Regions from separate parts of the Homo sapiens genome. Here region 1 is linked to region 2. The links are chromatin loops, found by intact Hi-C in ENCODE. Cell type or tissue: OCI-LY7. All regions are shown on one strand. Links, peaks and the distances in the headings refer to the core of each region. The heading gives the core; the rest is flanking DNA.

Region 1 (8,335 bases), core at 231-8,230, 470 kb before region 2:
TAGCTTGTTCTAGTTATACTTACACACTCCTCTCATGTTGTCTATGGAGTGGTGGATGCTGCAGGGAGGGTGACATCCTAGTTAGTCCTAAGAGCCAGACTGCCTGAAGCTCACTATAACAAGTCCTGCCTTGGGGAAGAAGGAAGTGTGTCTCTGTGAACCTCCCACCTGGGCCGAAGGGAGGCCACTCTCTCTGCTGCCTCTCCCCAACCTTGGCCTTCTGTGCTCCTAGTGAACCTCTCACCCCCTGCCTACAGGCCTCGAATCTCAAGACCATGATGACCTCTGGTCACCCCTGAATCCAGAGCTTTCCTTTTACAAAGGGGAAACTGAGACCTGGAGCAGGGCTGATGTTCAGCCAGCGCACAACGGAATGGCCGAATTGGTGGTAAAATACTGAAATAGTTCCAGTGTGGATGGAAAGGGGCTGCTGCCCTAAGCATCTCTACTGCCCACCTCATCCCTTCCTCCAGGACCCTGGGTCAGCACCAGGAGCATCAAAGTGGCCAGGATTGGCCGGAGCCCATGCTAATGGCTCTGCCAGCCCTTCTCCCCACCAGAGAGGGCAGGGGGATTCAGGCCATCTAGAGGTAGCATTGTGACCGTATCTGCAGTAGTCAATCCTTGTGTGCCACGGTCCCTGACTTTGTTAATAAGGGCACCAGCCTACATCCCTCTGGTACTCAGTGATAAGCATCTAAAATCTTCTTAAAGAAAAAATTTAAAAAGCTTTCAAAATATATGACTTAACATATGAGGCTGCATAAACATCTCTAGTAGTTGTCCAACTGGTGCTTCTGGTTCTGCCTCCCCAGAAAGTGGATGACCTGGGCCACCCTCCACCACTGCCCTGTAAGGCCATGGGACACACAGCCCATCAGTTCTCTTCATGTGGTCATCCCCTGTTAGATGGGAGAAAATACACCTGCCTCATTTTTGTACCTTCTGTGTGAACATTCCACGACAGAACTTCACTAAATGTGTGATGAAGAACTGAATGAATGAATGAATATGAGAGAAAATGAATAAATGGCTCAGATCCTGGGCTGGAAGTCTGTGTATGAGGATGGTGGGTAAAGGAGGGTCTGTTTTTCTTGCCTTTAAGTCATTACTTCTCATTTTGGGGCAGGAGCACAGGCTTTGAATGCAGACCGACTGGACTTTAATTCTGGCTTTACTAGTTGTGATTGTGTGATCTTGTACATGTTACTTAAACCCTCTGTGCCTGTTTCTTTATCTGTAAAATGGAGATAATAAGATGTCAAAGGACTGTGGTAAGAATTAAATGCTTTAAACAAATCTCAGTTTGTATTAAGTCCTCAATAGATTGGGTTTAGCATCATGAGTGCATGTGTTTCTGGAGCAATGCTCATCTTGGGCTGGTACCTACACAGAGAAAGACTCTGGCCTCTTCTCATCCACATGTATCTGTCTTATGCCTGGTTCCCATTCCCAGGTCCTTGGAAGATCCATATTGCTGAAACAGTGAAGGGTGATAGGCACCTCAGGACAACTAAGTTGCTCCCCAAACATCTTCCCCCTCCCAAACGCCCCTGTGGTCTTTAGCATTTAACAGGAATCTCTCGACACTCTCAAGGGATGATCCTCTCATGGAAGACCAGTAGGGAGGAGGCTGCGGGAAAGGTCAGGCACTGTGCACTTCCCTGACAGCTGCATATGGTTCTGTTTCCAAGCCCACGGGTCACTACAAATAAGGCAAGTTATATGACATAATAATGTGATTCTTTGGTGCCTCAGTCCACACGGCACGTTAATACTCCTAGAGTGGATTGCATGGTGGTCTATCAAAAGATATGTCTACCTGGAATGTGTGAATGTGCCTTTATTTGGAAAACAATCTGCAGATGTAATTAAATCCAGCACCTTGAGATGATTAGGATGGGCCCTAAATCCAATGACAAGTATCCTTATAAGAAAAGCGGCAGGTAGGGCACAGTGGCTCACACATATAATCCCACCACTGAGGGAGGTAAGGTGGTGAGAGGATCACTTGAACTCCAGGCTTTCAAGACCTGCCTGGGCAACATGGTGAGACCCTGTCTCTCCAAAATGTATATAAAATATAATAGCCAGGCACGATGGCACCCGCCTGTAGTCCCAGCTACCAGCTACTCAGGAGGCTGAAGTGAGAGGGTAGCTTGAATCTGGGAGGTTGAGGCTTCAGTAAGCTGTGTTCATGACACTGCTCTCCAGCCTGGGGGGCCTCTCCAACCTGCACTAGAAGAGCTGGGCCCTGGCTCTGGGCACCATGCAGCCTCTGAGGTGAGGCTGAGCGCCAGTTTCTGCCCTCCTGCAGCTAGAGACCAACACCCTGACTTAGGCGTCGTGGAGGCTTCTGGCCCAAGGGTCCGCGCTGCTGGTGGAGCTGGCAGGGTCGGAGTTTGCCACAGCTGCTGCTGCGCGCCTTGTGCAGGTTACCACTGCAGCTGAATCTACAGCAGAGGCAGGCAGGGCTGGTCCCAGACAGCCTGGGGGTCGCTGAGTGGACGGTCCTTTCACCCTAGAGTCAGCTCTTTCTTGTAGGCGCCCAGATCAGGGTGTGCAGGCGCTGGGCACAGGGCAGCCGCCAGGAAATGGCTGAGCTGCCGGTTCCCGCCCTCCTGCAGCTGGGGCCGGACCACCTGAATTAGCCGCTGGGCGGCCTCTGGCCCTGGAGTCCGCCTGGCTGGTGTAAAAGCATGGTCTGGAGTTGCCATCAAGTCTGCTCCGCGCGCCATGTGCAGGTGGCTGCTGCAGCTGAGCCCATGACAGAGGCTGGCAAGGCGTTTCCGAGGCAGCCTCAGGGTCATTGAGTGGAGCACTATCCCACCCTAGGGTCCGCTCTTCCTTTGCCTGAGCCCAGAGTTCGGGTCGCGGGCACTGGGAACTGTGCAGCCAAGGAGACTGGGCCGAGGGCAAAGGTTTCTGCCCTGCTGCAGCTGCGGGGCTGACTGCCTGAATTAGGCGCTGAGGCGGCCTTGTCCCCCGTGTCAGGGCTCTGGTGCAGGCAAAGTGCCGGGTTGCTCTGCTGCTGTCGCGCCCTTGTACAGGTGGCAGCTGCAGCTGAGCTCTCAGTAGAAGCCGGCAGGGTTGGTCCCAGAAAGCCTGAGGATCGCGGTGTGCACCACCCTCTCAGCCTAGGGTGGACTCTTCCTTGGCCCGCGCCCAGAGCTCGGGGTTTCGGGCGCTGGGCCCTGTGCAGCTGCCCAGAATAGGCTGTGCGGCTGGTTCCCGCCCTGGCAAGGCATCCAGCTATGGAATCTGCACTGCTGTTGGGGGCAGGTAAGGTCGGAGGAGGGGGGTGTGGTTTCCACCATTGCTAACGGGCGCCACCTGGCGATGGTAGCTGCAGCTGAGAGCATGGCAGAGGCTGGCAGGGCTGGTCCCAGACACCCTGAGGGTCGCTGAGTGCACCGCCCTACCCCCTAGGGTCTGCTGTTCCTTAGACTGCTCCCAGGACGTGGTGTGCGAGCGCTAGACACAGAGCAGCCTCCAGGATGGGGCTGAGCGGCCGATTCCCGCCTTGCTGCAGCTACAGTCTGAATTAGGCTCCACCGCAGTATCTGGCCCTAGGGTTCGTGCTACTGGTGGCATGGACAGAGATGGGGGCTGCCACAGCTGCTATGGGGCTGAGCAGCCGATTCCCGCCCTCTTGCAGCTATGGGACCGACCACCTGACTTAAGTGCCTTGGAGGCGTCCGGCCCTGGGGTCTTTGCTGCTGGTGTCTGAGGGCAGGGGCAGGGCTGCCACTGCTACTGCCCTGTGCCATGCGCAGGCGCCAGCTGCAGCTGAGCCCAAGGCAGATGCTGGCAGGGCTGGTGTGAGGCTGCCCAGGGGTGGGTGAGTGCACCTCCCTTCCACCCTAGGGTCCGTTATTCCTAGACCAGCGCCCAGATTGCGGGGTCGTGGGCGTTGGACACTGTGCAGCCATGAGGATCTGGTTGAGCGCAGATTCCTGCCCTCCTGCGGCTGAGAGGCCAACCTCCTAACATGCGCTGCAGTGACCTCTGGCTCTGGGGTCCGCGTTCTTGCTGGAGCTGGCAGAGACCAGAGCTGCCACCAATGCTGCTTCCAGGAGTGTGCATGTGGCAGCTGCCGCTGATCCCGCGGCGGAGGATGGCAGGGCTTGTTCCAGAAGGCTTGAGGGTCCGCGAGTGCACCGCCCTCCCACCCTAAGGTCTAGTCTTCCTTGCCCGCGCCCAGAGAGTGGGATTACGGGCGCTGAGCACAGTGCAGGCGCTGGGATGGGGCTGAGCTGCAGGTTTCCCCCCTCTGGCTGCTGGGGGGCCGACCGCCTGAGTTAGGGGACGCGGCGGCTTTTGGTCATGGGGTCTGCACTGCCGGTGGCTTGCACAGGGTCGGGGGCTGCCACAGCTGCTATAGTTCACCGTGTGCACTTGGCAGCCGCCCCTGAGCCCACCGCTGAGGCCGCAGGGCTGGTCCTGTCCCAGACGGCCTGAGGGTCACTTGCCCGCGCCCAGAGCACCGGGTGGCGGGAGCTGGGCACTGTGCAGCCTCCGGGAATCCGCTGAAGGGCGCGTTGCAGCTCTCCTGCAGCTGTGGGCCGACTGCCTGACTTTGGCCACTAGGTGGCCTCTGGCGCTAGGGTTTCCGGGCCGCTGGTGTCGGCGGGCGGAGTCCGGGTTTGCCACCGCTGCCCACAGGCTCACCATGGCCTGAGTAAATGCTCGCACTGCTCATACATCCATTTTTAAAAATTGGGTTGAACATGAGAACATAATCATTCATATTTTATCCATTTGCATGTATTCGATAACATCCTTTCCCTGTTCTTGTCTCTGCTTTGCAGCCTTTTTCTTCAAAGAATGAATGTTTCCATGTTTTATACCCACAGAATTTCTGGTTTTTCCCGTTGGAGCCCAAGGAGCAAGGGCAGAATGAGGAACATGATGTTCCTTACAAACAGTTACTCATGAGGCTGCAGCACAGAAACTGCAATAAATGTCAGTTACAAAGTGTCCATGTGCATTTTAAATTGATGGTTATTAAAATCCTTCTTTATCTATAGGGGATCTAAAAAATTAAACAATTCGTAATTTAAACACAGTTGCCAGGTAGCCTGAGTCAAAAATCAGGAGAGGCTCCATGGTCTGAAGTCTCCTAGTGCTCACCTTGGTGAGGGTCTAGTTGCCTAATGGGTTGGTGTAATGAAGTCATTCTAACACAAGCAAAACACGACTCCCTTAGTTATTCAAAAAATCAGGAAATAGAAAAAAATAAATGAGAATAAAATATTGACAGGAGAGAAAAATGAAGAGTTAATTGGCGATTTGAAGGAGGTGAAATGGACAAAAAGTAAATTTAGCAATTAGAATTTAAAGTCAGTAGATAATTAAGTCGAATAATTTATTCTTATGTCCATGTATTTTGGTTTTAAAGTTTTGATTAATACTCACTCAACACTAATTTCTAACAAATTAGAATATTATCACATTGTCTATTTTTACCAGTGAGCTTGTAATAAAGATCCACTAGTAATCTTAGTACACCAAAAGAAGCCCATAGAATAAACTAATTTTTAAAGAGTCACATTTTATTCAATGCCTATTTGTACATGTTACTAGCAATAAACTCTTTTATCTTTAATTTTGAGAAGTTTTACAAATACAGCAAAGCAGAATGACTAATAGAGCCGGTAACCAGGACACAGATTTGGAAAAATAGGTCTAATTGGTTGTTACACTGTGTTTATATCATACATTTCGCTTATTTTTATCAAAGAAAAATCAGAATTTATAAAATGTTAATTAAAAGGAAAACATTCTGAGTAAATTTAGTCCCGTGTTTCTTCCTCCAAATCTCTTTGTTCTACACTAACAGGTCAGGATAAGTATGGATGGGGAGGCTGGAAAAAGGGCATCCTTCCCCATGCGGTCCCCAGAGCCACCCTCTCCAAGCAGGACTTGGGGAACATCCTTCTCCATCTGGGACCTGAAGGATGTCCTTCTCCACCCAGGACTTGGGAGGTGTCTTATCCACCCAGGACTTGAGGGGGATCCTATTCCATTCAGGAGTGGGGGAAATTCTTCTTCATCTGGACTTGGGGGGCATCCTTCTCCATTTAGGACTTGGGGGGCATCTTTCTTCATCCAGGACTGGGGGGTTATCCTTCTCCATCCAGGACTGGGGGTTGTCTTTCTCCATCCAAGACTGGGGGGTTATCCTTCTCCATTCAGGACTTGGGGGACATCCTTTCCCATCCAGTAACTAGGGGGCATCCTTCTCCATCCAGGACTGAGGGGGATATCCTTCTCCATCTAGGACTGGGGGGCATCCTTCTCCATCCAGTATTGGGGGTCATCCTCCTCCATCCAGGACCTGAGGGGTGTCCTTTTCTGCGCTTCCTTGGATGGCAGGCTTTCCTATGCAGTCATTCAGAAAGTCAGGCTGACACATGTTGTCGTCTTGAACTCTGGAATCTCATCTCTATTCTAGGTGAATCCCTTCATGTTTATAGTGATTTACCATTAAATCACTGTGCCGTTTTTTCCTAAAATATATGGGGCGTGTTTTTTGTTCTGACTTCTGTTAGTCCTTTGGTCCCTAGCTCCAGTTTTTTTGTAATTTCTTTTGCAACCTAATATGGGTCCCATTTAGTAAGTATTACATATATTAGAAAATGTATATTCAGCATTTGTTGTGATTTTAAAATATTTTATAAACACATAACATCTTTGTCTATTTCCCATTTAAATTCAGAAGTATGAGTTCCAGCATCCCTCTCTAGACCTGCTCTTCCTGTTAGTTTCTTTGTACGTCCTGGAGGCGAGGCCAGCGTTGGACTTGACGTTGCTTCACCTACTCGGTTCTATTGTCCCTCCATGTGCAGTGTCTATCCTGTTGTTTATTATTTCTTCCTTAAATTTTATTTGAACTAAAATTAATTTTGTGGTAGCAGCTTGCTTTCTGTGAATATTTACTTAAAATTTTTATTCCCATTATTTTTCTTTCTTTAATTTGAAAGTGCTGCTTTGTTATTAACAATTTTGTATTTTAATATATGAGGTTAATCCCTCTAGGTTTGGTAGGAAAAAGTGATATATTTGAACTTATTTCTATCACTTGATTTTGGATTTTGTATCCCAAAACCTTATCCTCAATTCTCTTTTCCTTTTTTCAGATTTCTTTTCTTTTCTTTTTTTTGGGGAGCGGGGGGATGGAGTTTTGATCTTGTTGCCTAGGCTGGAGTGCAACGGGGTGATCTCGGCTCACCACAACCTCTGCCTCTCAGGTTCAAGCGATTCTTCTGCCATAGCCTCCAAGTAGCTGGGATTACAAGCATGTGCCGCCACACCTGGCTAATTTTGTATTTTTAGTACAGACAGAGTTTCTCGAACTCCCGATCTCAGGTGATCCACCCACCTTGGTCTCCCAAAGTGCTGGGATTACAGGCATGAGCCACCGCGCCTGGACTTCCAGATTTATTTTCAATCAACATTTCATTTTCCACTTCCTTCCTATGCTGGCTTTTAGGTTTTCCAGACTATTTACCTTTAGTGTCAAAAATTCTTTTGGGAACTTTTGAGTTGTCAACCAATATTGTAAGCATATTGGATATTGCTGTTTTTCTCCCAGTGCTCTGGTTATAATCTCTTCTATTAATACCTTGTAGTGTTATTGTTGGAGTTATTTTTTTCTATTAATTTCTGAGATATAAGAATTAGAATTGTCAAATTGTGGATTTATGCATTTATCCTTTTAATTCAATAACTTTTGCTTTGTGTATTTTGTTATTTTTCTTAGGTGCATACATGCTTATGATTATTAGGTTTTCTAAGCAAATCGACTCATTAGCATAAAACGTCCTTCTTTATCCCTGTTGATGCTTGTCTTTCTTGTAGTCTGTCTTATCTGCCATTAATACACTGGCTGCAGTTTTTGATAACAGAGATTTGCATGGTGTATATTAGTCCATCTTTTCAGTTTGAATCTATTTGTATCTTTACCTCATAAGTGTATTTCTTTTTAAAAGCTGATATTGAGGTTTCCTTTTTACCTACTTTGACAGTCTCTGTTCTGCCTTCCTGGTCTTCTTCTGGATTATTGTAGTTTTCATTTGTTTGTTTGTTTGTTTGTTTTATGGGGTTTTCTTTTTTTTTAGTATGGATTTTGTATCTTGTTTTTTTTTAACTATGACTCTTTGTTTCATTTATTTATTTTTAGTGAGTTCTTTAGAAATTAAAATAAAAATACTTAAAGTATATTAAATATCATAACACTGTATATAAAATATAAAAACCTTACCTTACCCTCCTCCCTCCTCTGATCTTTTGTGCCATGTTGTCATAGATTTTTCTTCTGCACATGTTGTAA
Region 2 (8,335 bases), core at 74-8,073:
TTTTTATAGTTTGTTTATTAGTTTTCTTACATACTAAGCAACTGTCTGTAACCTGTTTGGCCAGAGTATAAATTCCTATACACCCCAAAACTTTCAGAACTGTGTCACACATGGCTTGGGACCCCCAGTGGTTCCCTTGATGCAGCTGGGACAAGTTTTCCCTCATAAAGGGTTTGAACAACATTTCCCTCTGGTCTGACAATATTCATTTTTATTCTGAATCCTCTTTAGCACCTATTTTTATTAGTTTCTCTTTTCAGTGGAAGAGAAAATGGAGATTATGGTAGGAGGAGGAAGGTAAAGAGTTCAGTGAAAAATAGATGTTTTAAAAGAAATGGCAGCCTGTTTGCCTATGTAATCTGCTAGGCTATTTCCCAGACTATCAAAAGAAAGACTTTTCTGGTGTCTGGGGACATGGACAATCATTATTTCTTCTGGCAACTGAAGGTTATTCAATACTTAGGTGATTAGATCCTTATGAACAAGATCTTGACGTTTAGTATTAATGAGACCTCGTTCAGTCCAAATTTTTCCAAATGTACGAGCCACTCCAAAGGTGTACTTAGAATTGGTATGATGGCTACTTCCTGGTTCTGCAAGTACTTTAAGGCTCAGCTGAGTGCAAACAGCTCACAAGTTTGGGCAGACCAATTCTTAGGCAATTTTCCTGCCTCAATTTCTTCAAGAGTTTCCCTATCAATTAGTGAATACCCATTGCATCTTTTTGCCTCAATCACCTGGGAGGAACCATCTATAAATAAGTGTCGTCCCATCCTGAAGGGAGTTTCTCCTAAGTCTGGTCAGACCTTTGTATGGTAATCAGTTAAATCTAAACATGTGTGCTATCTCTTTAGACTTGGATCCCCTATTAGGAAAACTGCTGGGTTAAGGGAATTATCAGTGGTTAATGTTAAATCATCTTTTTCTAACAGAATAGTCTCATACTTTAAGATTCTTGAGTCAGTAAGCCACCTCCCTGCTTTCTGGTTTAAGATAGTTCTAACTTGATGGGGCGTTATTACTGTCAATTTTCCTCCAAAGGTTAACTTCCTGCTTTCTTTGACCATTAGTGCTGTAGTCACAATGGATTGGATGTATTGAGGCCACTCACAAGTAACTGGATCTAAGACTTTTGACAGGAAGGCCACCATGGGCTGCCGATGGCCTCCGTGTTCTTAAGTGAGCACTCCTAAAGCTACCCCATTATCCACATTGACAAAAAGGTGGAATGGCTTTTCCAGGGAAGGTAAGGCTAAGACAGGGGCTGTTATAAGCCTTTTTTTCAGCTCTTCAACCTGATCGACTTCCTCAGAAGTCCACAGGAAATGGTCAGTATTCCCCTGGGCAAGTTTTGGATATAGAATTTTACTGTTTAGTGCATGTGAGTTAATCCATAAGCAGCAGTATCCAACTAATCCTAAAAATTTCCTGAGTTCTTGTTTAAGTTTGAGGCAAGGGTAGGGACACGATTCCCTCAACTCATTCAGGCCCTATTCTTCACTTCTCTGCACTTATCAAGTGGTCTAAATATTTAATTTCAGGTTCTACATACTGAAGCTTTCCCTTTGAGACTCATAACCCCTCGAACTGCAGATGGTTGAGAATATGTGTAGAGAAGCCAGCTACCTTCTCTATATCTTCACCAGATATAAGAATATCATCAACGTATTGGAGCAGGCATATTTGTTTGGGATGATAACTTTTTCTAATACTTGTTCTAAAATTTGACTGAAAAGGTTAGGGGAGTTTGGGAACCCTTGGTGTAAGACTATCCATTGATATTGTTGTTTCTACCCTGAATGGGGATCCACCCACTCAAAAGCAAATATATCTGGCCTATCTTCAGCCAGGAGACATACCCAAAAAGCATCCTTCAAATCTATTACAGTAAACCATTGATTATTATATGGAATCTTGCTGAGAATGGTGTAAGGATTGAGGACAATGGGGTGGGTAGTTTGGACTATTTGGTTAATAGCCCTAAGGTCCTGTACCAGCCGATATGACCCATCTAATTTCTTGGCTGGCAATATTGGGCTGTTATAAGGGGACATAGAGGGCCCAAGAAGCCCATCTTTAATAAGACCTTCAATTATAGGTTTCAACCCTATCCTGCCCTCTAGGGGAATGGGGTATTGTTTCCTCCTTACTACTTCCCTGGGGTTTTTTAGCTTGATGTGCTTAGAGGGACTCAGAGTTTCCCTCAGTTTCCTTCTTTGGATCAGACATTAGGATTAATATATTTTTCATCTGCAGTGGTAAGTAGCTTTAATGAGGTGAGGAATCCTCTTGGGCTGAGTCGCAGGCCTATGCCTAACTTCAACATTAAATCCCTGCCTAGTAAATTAGTCCCTGCTTTAGGGATTAACAAAAACTGAATATGAGCTGATTGAGCCTGGTATCTGACTTCTGTGTTTTCTAAAATTTTTGCTTTAAATCCTTCTCCCTTTACCCCACAAACCAAAAGTTCCTCTGAAGAGCAGGCAATATTAGATGGGGGGGAAACAAACAGAGGATCGAGCCACTCCTGAATTGACTAAAAAGATTATAAACTCATGCTTAGGTCTCACTTCTAGACTTATCAAGGGCTCCTGGTGGGACTCAAGATAAAAGAGACAGAACCCCTGACACCATTATTTTCCTCAAAAGCCATGAGTGGAAGGGCTTCTTTTTCCTTTTCTAATTTGGGACATTCTCTCTTGAAGTGGCCTGTTCTTCCACATTTGTAGTGCCTACCTTGCCCTTCCCCACTCTCAGTTCTGGGATTCTTTGATTTTACTCCCCCATGCTATTTAGATGGCCTGGTAGACGAGAGCCTTGATCTTCCCAGTGGAGGCTTGGGTCCTTTAAAGGAGGGTTTGGAACCTTTATAGTTTCTGGCCCACTGGAAGCTTTGTTTAGGGGTACATGGGTTTGGAGCCATCTGTTGGAAGGTGAATAACATAAGTTTTGTCTTTTGTTTTTGCTTTTCTTCGTCTCTCTTCACAGATACTTTTTGAGTCTCTCTGAGGTTCACTTGAGGTCATTTCACTTGAGGTTCACTTCTCACTGAAGTTCACTTGAGGTCAGTTTTCCCAATCTTCTAATTTTTGTAACTTTTTTGAAATATCTGGACAATGTTGGCCAGGTGCAGTGGCTCATGCCTGTAATCCCAGCACTTTGAGAGGCCGAGGTGGGTGGATCACGAGGTCAGGAGACTGAGACCATCCTGGTTAACACGGAGAAACCCCATCTCTACTAAAAATACAAAAAATTTGCTGGGCGTGGTGGTGGGCACCTGTAGTTCCAGCTACTCGGGAGGCTAAGGCAGGAGAATGGAGTTAACCTGGGAGGCGGAGCTTGCAGTGAATCAAGATCGCACCATTGCACTCCAGCCTGTGTGACAGAGAGAGACTCCATCTCAAAAAAATAAAAAGAAATATCTGGACAACTTTTAGTGACAAAATGGAGCTTTAACATTCCCTGTCCCAGGGGATTTTCCAAATTTAGGCCTGCATATTTTCTCATTTGCTCCTTTAGTCTGTCTAAAAATTTCATAGTCCACTCATCTCTCTCCTGTTGTTGTATATCAAATGCTTTAGAGAGATTTTGAGTTTGGGGTACTGATTCCCTAGTTTCTTTCATTATCATTTCCCTTATGTCTTGCATGTTTTCTTGGTGAGCTGCATTATTATTATCCCACCGGGGATCTTGGGCAGGGAATTTTTGGTCCGTGGTAGGAACGTTTTGACAAGGAGGGTGTTCATATTCCCAAATTGCCATAGCAGCCCTACGGATCAGATCATGCTTCTTTCCTCCTCCGAAAAAAGGATGCCTAGGATGGACATAAACTCGACCAAAGTGTATAACTGAGGTCCCAAGAATTGATCAACCTGATCTGCCACCTCATAAGTGTCGTCTAACGATGGCTTAATTTCCTTTTTCAAACTTCAGACTTCTGAACTGGTCAAGGGAGCATTCACAAATACAATGGCTCCTCCTCCTTGTGACATGTCTTTTAAGGGGAAGAGAGCTGGGGCTGACTCCTTAGGTGTGGAGGGAAAAGGGAAGTTCTGAACGTCCTTTTTACATTGCTGTACCTCATGCTGGAGTCCCTTTAGGGAGAGGTATTTAGGCTGACAGGGGACAGGCTCATGGGATGATGACATCCAAGAATTAGAGTTGTAAGGAGGAGTAACAGCGTGAGCAGGAGAAGGATCTGGGGTGGGATCTGGGGTGGCAGCAGCTGCCCGAGGGGAAGGGTCAGAGGCACTGAGCAGGGCAAAATGGTATAGGGGATCCCATGTGCTGGCTTTAGGTGTGGGAGTCAGCTCGTCTGACTTTTCAATTTGAGATACTGGATCGGGTTCTTCCCTAGTTGTCTTTATGGGAATAAAGACAGGTCCCTGTCTCCAACAAAGAGCATAGTCTAGTTCTTCTTGAGAAACCAGATTTTTATCATTAACATATTGAATTAGAAGTTGACATATTACATCCTCAATCGACCCAAACTTTGGCCAGAAGATTGAGGGTTTGAAAATGGGACCTTGGGTCCAAATGAAACAGCAATATTTTATCCTCTAATGCTTTTTCTTATGTTTAGTCCTCTCATTATTCTTCCAATATTTTAACATGAGACCCAGGGGACTATCAGGGGGCATGTCTTTGTTACTATCCTCTTCTTTTTTGCTCCCTATCTTACTTGGGGCTTTTCCCATGTTAGGTCCTGGTTAGGCTCAATCCCGCATGCTAGAGATTTCTTCCCTATCCTTTATCGCCACCTGCTGGAGGCTCCTTGCATCCTTCTTTCGCTTCATCCACTCTGGCTGCTTCCCTCCCAGGAATTTTAGGTCCCTCTTAGCATTGGCATCATGGTATAAACTCCACAGCAAGATCTGCCCTGAGCCCTATGAGGATACAGTAAATTCCTCTTCAAAGGTTTTTATTCAAATAAAAAACCGCAGATAGGACCCACTCACTCCTCACAGCAATAATGCTTAGTATCATCCACACAAACAGCACCACAAGCAGTAGTGCTTGTGATCATTCACACACACTTTCAACCTCCAGAATATCCCGACCACCAAGGAAATACTTTGTCACCCCTGCGACATTTCTTACCTCGGTCTGTGCACAGTTACCTGGTCGCCACGGTATGTGAAGATCCTTTCCCCAAAGTTGCTGGCCTGTTTCTTTCCACGTTGCTGAGAGCCCGGGTTTATTAATCGCACCAGTTGAGTCTTGATTCCTTACCTTTATGGCCACTGCAACGAGGCAGCGGGGTGCGCCTCCTCAAGGGAGAGGACTGGACCCTCCCCTAGAGGAGAATGGGAATGCTGGGTGGGCCCTTAAATTTGTGGAAAATAAATTTTCAGCGCCGCAAAGAACCGTCAGCACTCCAGCAACAAGTTTTTACAGCAAGGCAAATTTACTTCTATGGAAGAGTGGTCTTGCAGATGGAGCAATGGCAAGATCACACCGGACAAGGGAGGGGAAAGTGTTCTTATTTCTAACGCAGCTAGTCCCTACTGTTGTGTCTTTTCCCTATTGGATAGGGTTGGACTGCACACTCTAAGCCAATTCAGATTGGCTATTTAAAGAGGGCAGGGGTATGAGCTGGAGTGGCAGGGTGAGTAGTTTCAGCGGGAAAGACAGTTACAGAGCAGGTGTCTAAGGATGACTAAGGACAGAGCAGGTTACTAAGAATGACTAAAGACAAAGCAGGTGTTAGAGGCTAGAAGGGGGCTGTTTAATGAAACTAGGGGCAAGGAGGCATAACGAACGAGGAAGTTAAACTTTAAAACGGAGAACAAAGAACAGAGAAGCTGAACATACTGACATATTTGTTCTTTGATGAGGAACTCAGAACTCATTGTACTTAATCTTCCCCCTCTTGAATTTTAAAGGATGTTTACAGGCTAAAATCTTTGAAGAGGAATTCACTGTATCCTATTCATCAGGTGTTCTTTCCACCAAGCTTTCAGCCGTGTCAGGTGTTCTTTCCGCCAAGGGTGCAGCCTCATCAGGTGTTCCTTCAGATGTTCCTTCTGCCAAACACAGAGTCTGGTTAAATTTTCCTTCGCTAAATATCATCCTTCTGACTCTTTACCTGGAAAACTTCTACTCATTCAGCTTGCTTTCCTTAAATACTACCAAACTTTTGTTTTCTCCTTTTTTTTTTTTTTTTTTTTTTTTTTTTTTTGAGACAAGAGCCTCGCTCTGTTGCCCAGGCTGGAGTGCAGTGGCACGATCTCAGCAGATCACTGCAACCTCCGCCTCCTAGGTTCATGAAATTCTCCTACCTCAGCCTCCCATGTAGCTGGTATTACATATGCATGCCACCCAGGCCCAGCTAATTTTTTGTATTTAGTAGAGATGGGATTTCACCATGTTAGTCAGGGTGGTCCCAAACTCCTGTGCTCAAGCAATCCGCCCGCTTTGGCCTTCCAAAGTGCTAGGATTACAGGAGTGAGCCACCGCTCCTGGACACTACCAAACTTTTTAAAGCTTTAATTCTTCACGTTGGATATAAAATGTCTGACACATACTGAATATGGTAATGACATAATAAGTGATAATTATAAGCTCCCAAAGGGGTTCTCGCACAGAGTAAGCACTAAATAAAGTAGTAAATAATAAAAAAGATGATAATAACAAGAAAAATGCTAAGTACCTTAATAAACTAGTAAATAATAAAAAATGACAATGATAATAGCAAGAAAGATGCTTAGTACCTTAATGATACCTGACAGTTATTTGTTAAGTGGACAAGTGGATAAACAAATAGAAAACATAGTTAGGAAATTCTGTTGGAAAAATGAAGAAATTCAATAGAGACAGCTCTATTGTATTATGAGCACCTTAAAGACCCAGACTATGTGTATTCCATGTTGGTCTCCTGCAACTTGCAAAATCTAACTTATAGAAGTCCTTTGATAAATATGTAATAAATTAAAGATGTGCTCATACAGTTCATATTGTACAATGTATTGTGTCACATTTAGGTATCACAGTAGCACTTTTGTTATTGTGAAAATTTTTTCCACTTTTATTATAATTCGTTGAGCCTAGAGTTGAGCTAGTTTTATATTTATAATGATAATATTTTGGCTAGTAGGAACAGAGTAACTTGTTGTAACAAAATTACTATCAACACACTAATTATTCAGCAGATAGAACAACACATCTTGTTCTAATGAAGTAAACATATCTTATTTGGTTTCAACTTAGAGGGAATGAAGTTGATAATAGTGAGACCTTGTTGGTACAAGACTATGTAACATAACCTGTACTTCTCAACAAAGAATTGCTTTTCTGACTTCTGCACTCAGTAGGTATCTTTGAAAAATAATCTCCTACTGGTACTGATGCACCCTCACTAAGTTATGTTAATTCTTATTGACATTCATTTAGGGTGCAAGAAAAGTATTATTGAGATCCAAATTCTAAAGATAGTTACTTTTTTAGTGACAAAAGTCACTATGCCACACAGTTGATCTTTGAATAAGGGTTTTCACTCTAGGAGCCCACTAATAGACAGATTTTTCTTTTCCTTTGCCACTGCAAGATACTAAGACAAATCTCACCTCTGCCTCCTCCTTATCAGCCTACTCAACATAAAGGCAATGAGAATGAAGTCCTTTATGTATAATAATTCACTTCCATCTAATAAATAGTGAATATATTTCTTCCTCTTTATAAGTTTCTTTTCTCCAGCTCACTTTATTCTAAGAATACAGTATATAGTACATATAAAATAGAAACTATGGGTTAATTGACTGCTTATGCTTTCAACTTTTTTCAGGCTCCAGGTCAACAGTAGAATGTTAGTAGAGTTTTGGAGGAGTCAAAAGAAACAGATTTTCCTATAAAGCAGATTTTCAGCTGCATGGGGGGATCAGCACCCTAACTCTCATGTTGCTCAATACTCGACTGTAATTAATTCTAATTTTCTGAATGCAAATCATTTATTACAAAAATTAAATAAAGCCCAGAAGTTCAAGACCAGCCTGGGCAACATAAGGAGACCATGTCTCTACAATAAAGAAACAAACAAATAAATAATTTATTTGTTAAATTAACAAATAAACATTTTATATGTTTATGTTTAATAAACAAACAAATATTTGTTTATTTAACAGTTTATTTAACTGTGTTTCTTTATAGGTTATAATATTCAAATGTTGCAGTTTTCTGTTATTAATTCCTACTTTTCATTATTAGATGTTCTATTATTTGTGGCTTGTAATTCAAGGCACCTAAGCTATTTTATAATTTGTAATAAAATTTATTTATAAATATATTAATTCATTAAATTGGATAAGCTGATAATCCCCTATTACTGAGCTCATCAATC

Evidence for each region. Hi-C counts contacts between places; a loop is a spot of excess contacts. Peaks named below come from ENCODE experiments on the same cell type or tissue, not always from the same donor. Only the 100,000 strongest peaks of a DNase experiment are listed, where the experiment ranks them.
Region 1: a loop joins it to region 2, with 20 times the contacts of the local background. A loop is called at or near these places in 13 of 110 quality-filtered maps.

Annotation. Positions count from the first base shown.
Region 1 is chr2:131,669,541-131,677,875 of GRCh38, forward strand. No RefSeq gene overlaps it. Among named protein-coding and RNA genes, the nearest start is that of LINC03124, 8.8 kb to the right of the region's middle. RefSeq lists enhancers at 2,833-3,471, 2,997-3,296, 3,472-4,111, 4,112-4,749. In OCI-LY7, for the core only: CTCF peaks have their summits at 3,308 (motif pointing left), 3,512, 4,612 (motif pointing right) and 4,821; DNase peaks (open chromatin) are centred at 2,701, 3,061 and 4,591; H3K4me3 peaks cover 2,495 bases; H3K27ac peaks cover 1,259 bases.
Region 2 is chr2:132,142,203-132,150,537 of GRCh38, forward strand. It overlaps ANKRD30BL (ankyrin repeat domain 30B like), which reads right to left. Exons shown (of 6, transcript NM_001358416.1): 6 at 5,389-6,026. The coding sequence ends at 5,929. Among named protein-coding and RNA genes, the nearest start is that of ANKRD30BL, 16 kb to the right of the region's middle. In OCI-LY7, for the core only: a CTCF peak has its summit at 4,800 (motif pointing left); DNase peaks (open chromatin) are centred at 4,779 and 5,639; H3K4me3 peaks cover 585 bases; H3K27ac peaks cover 2,283 bases.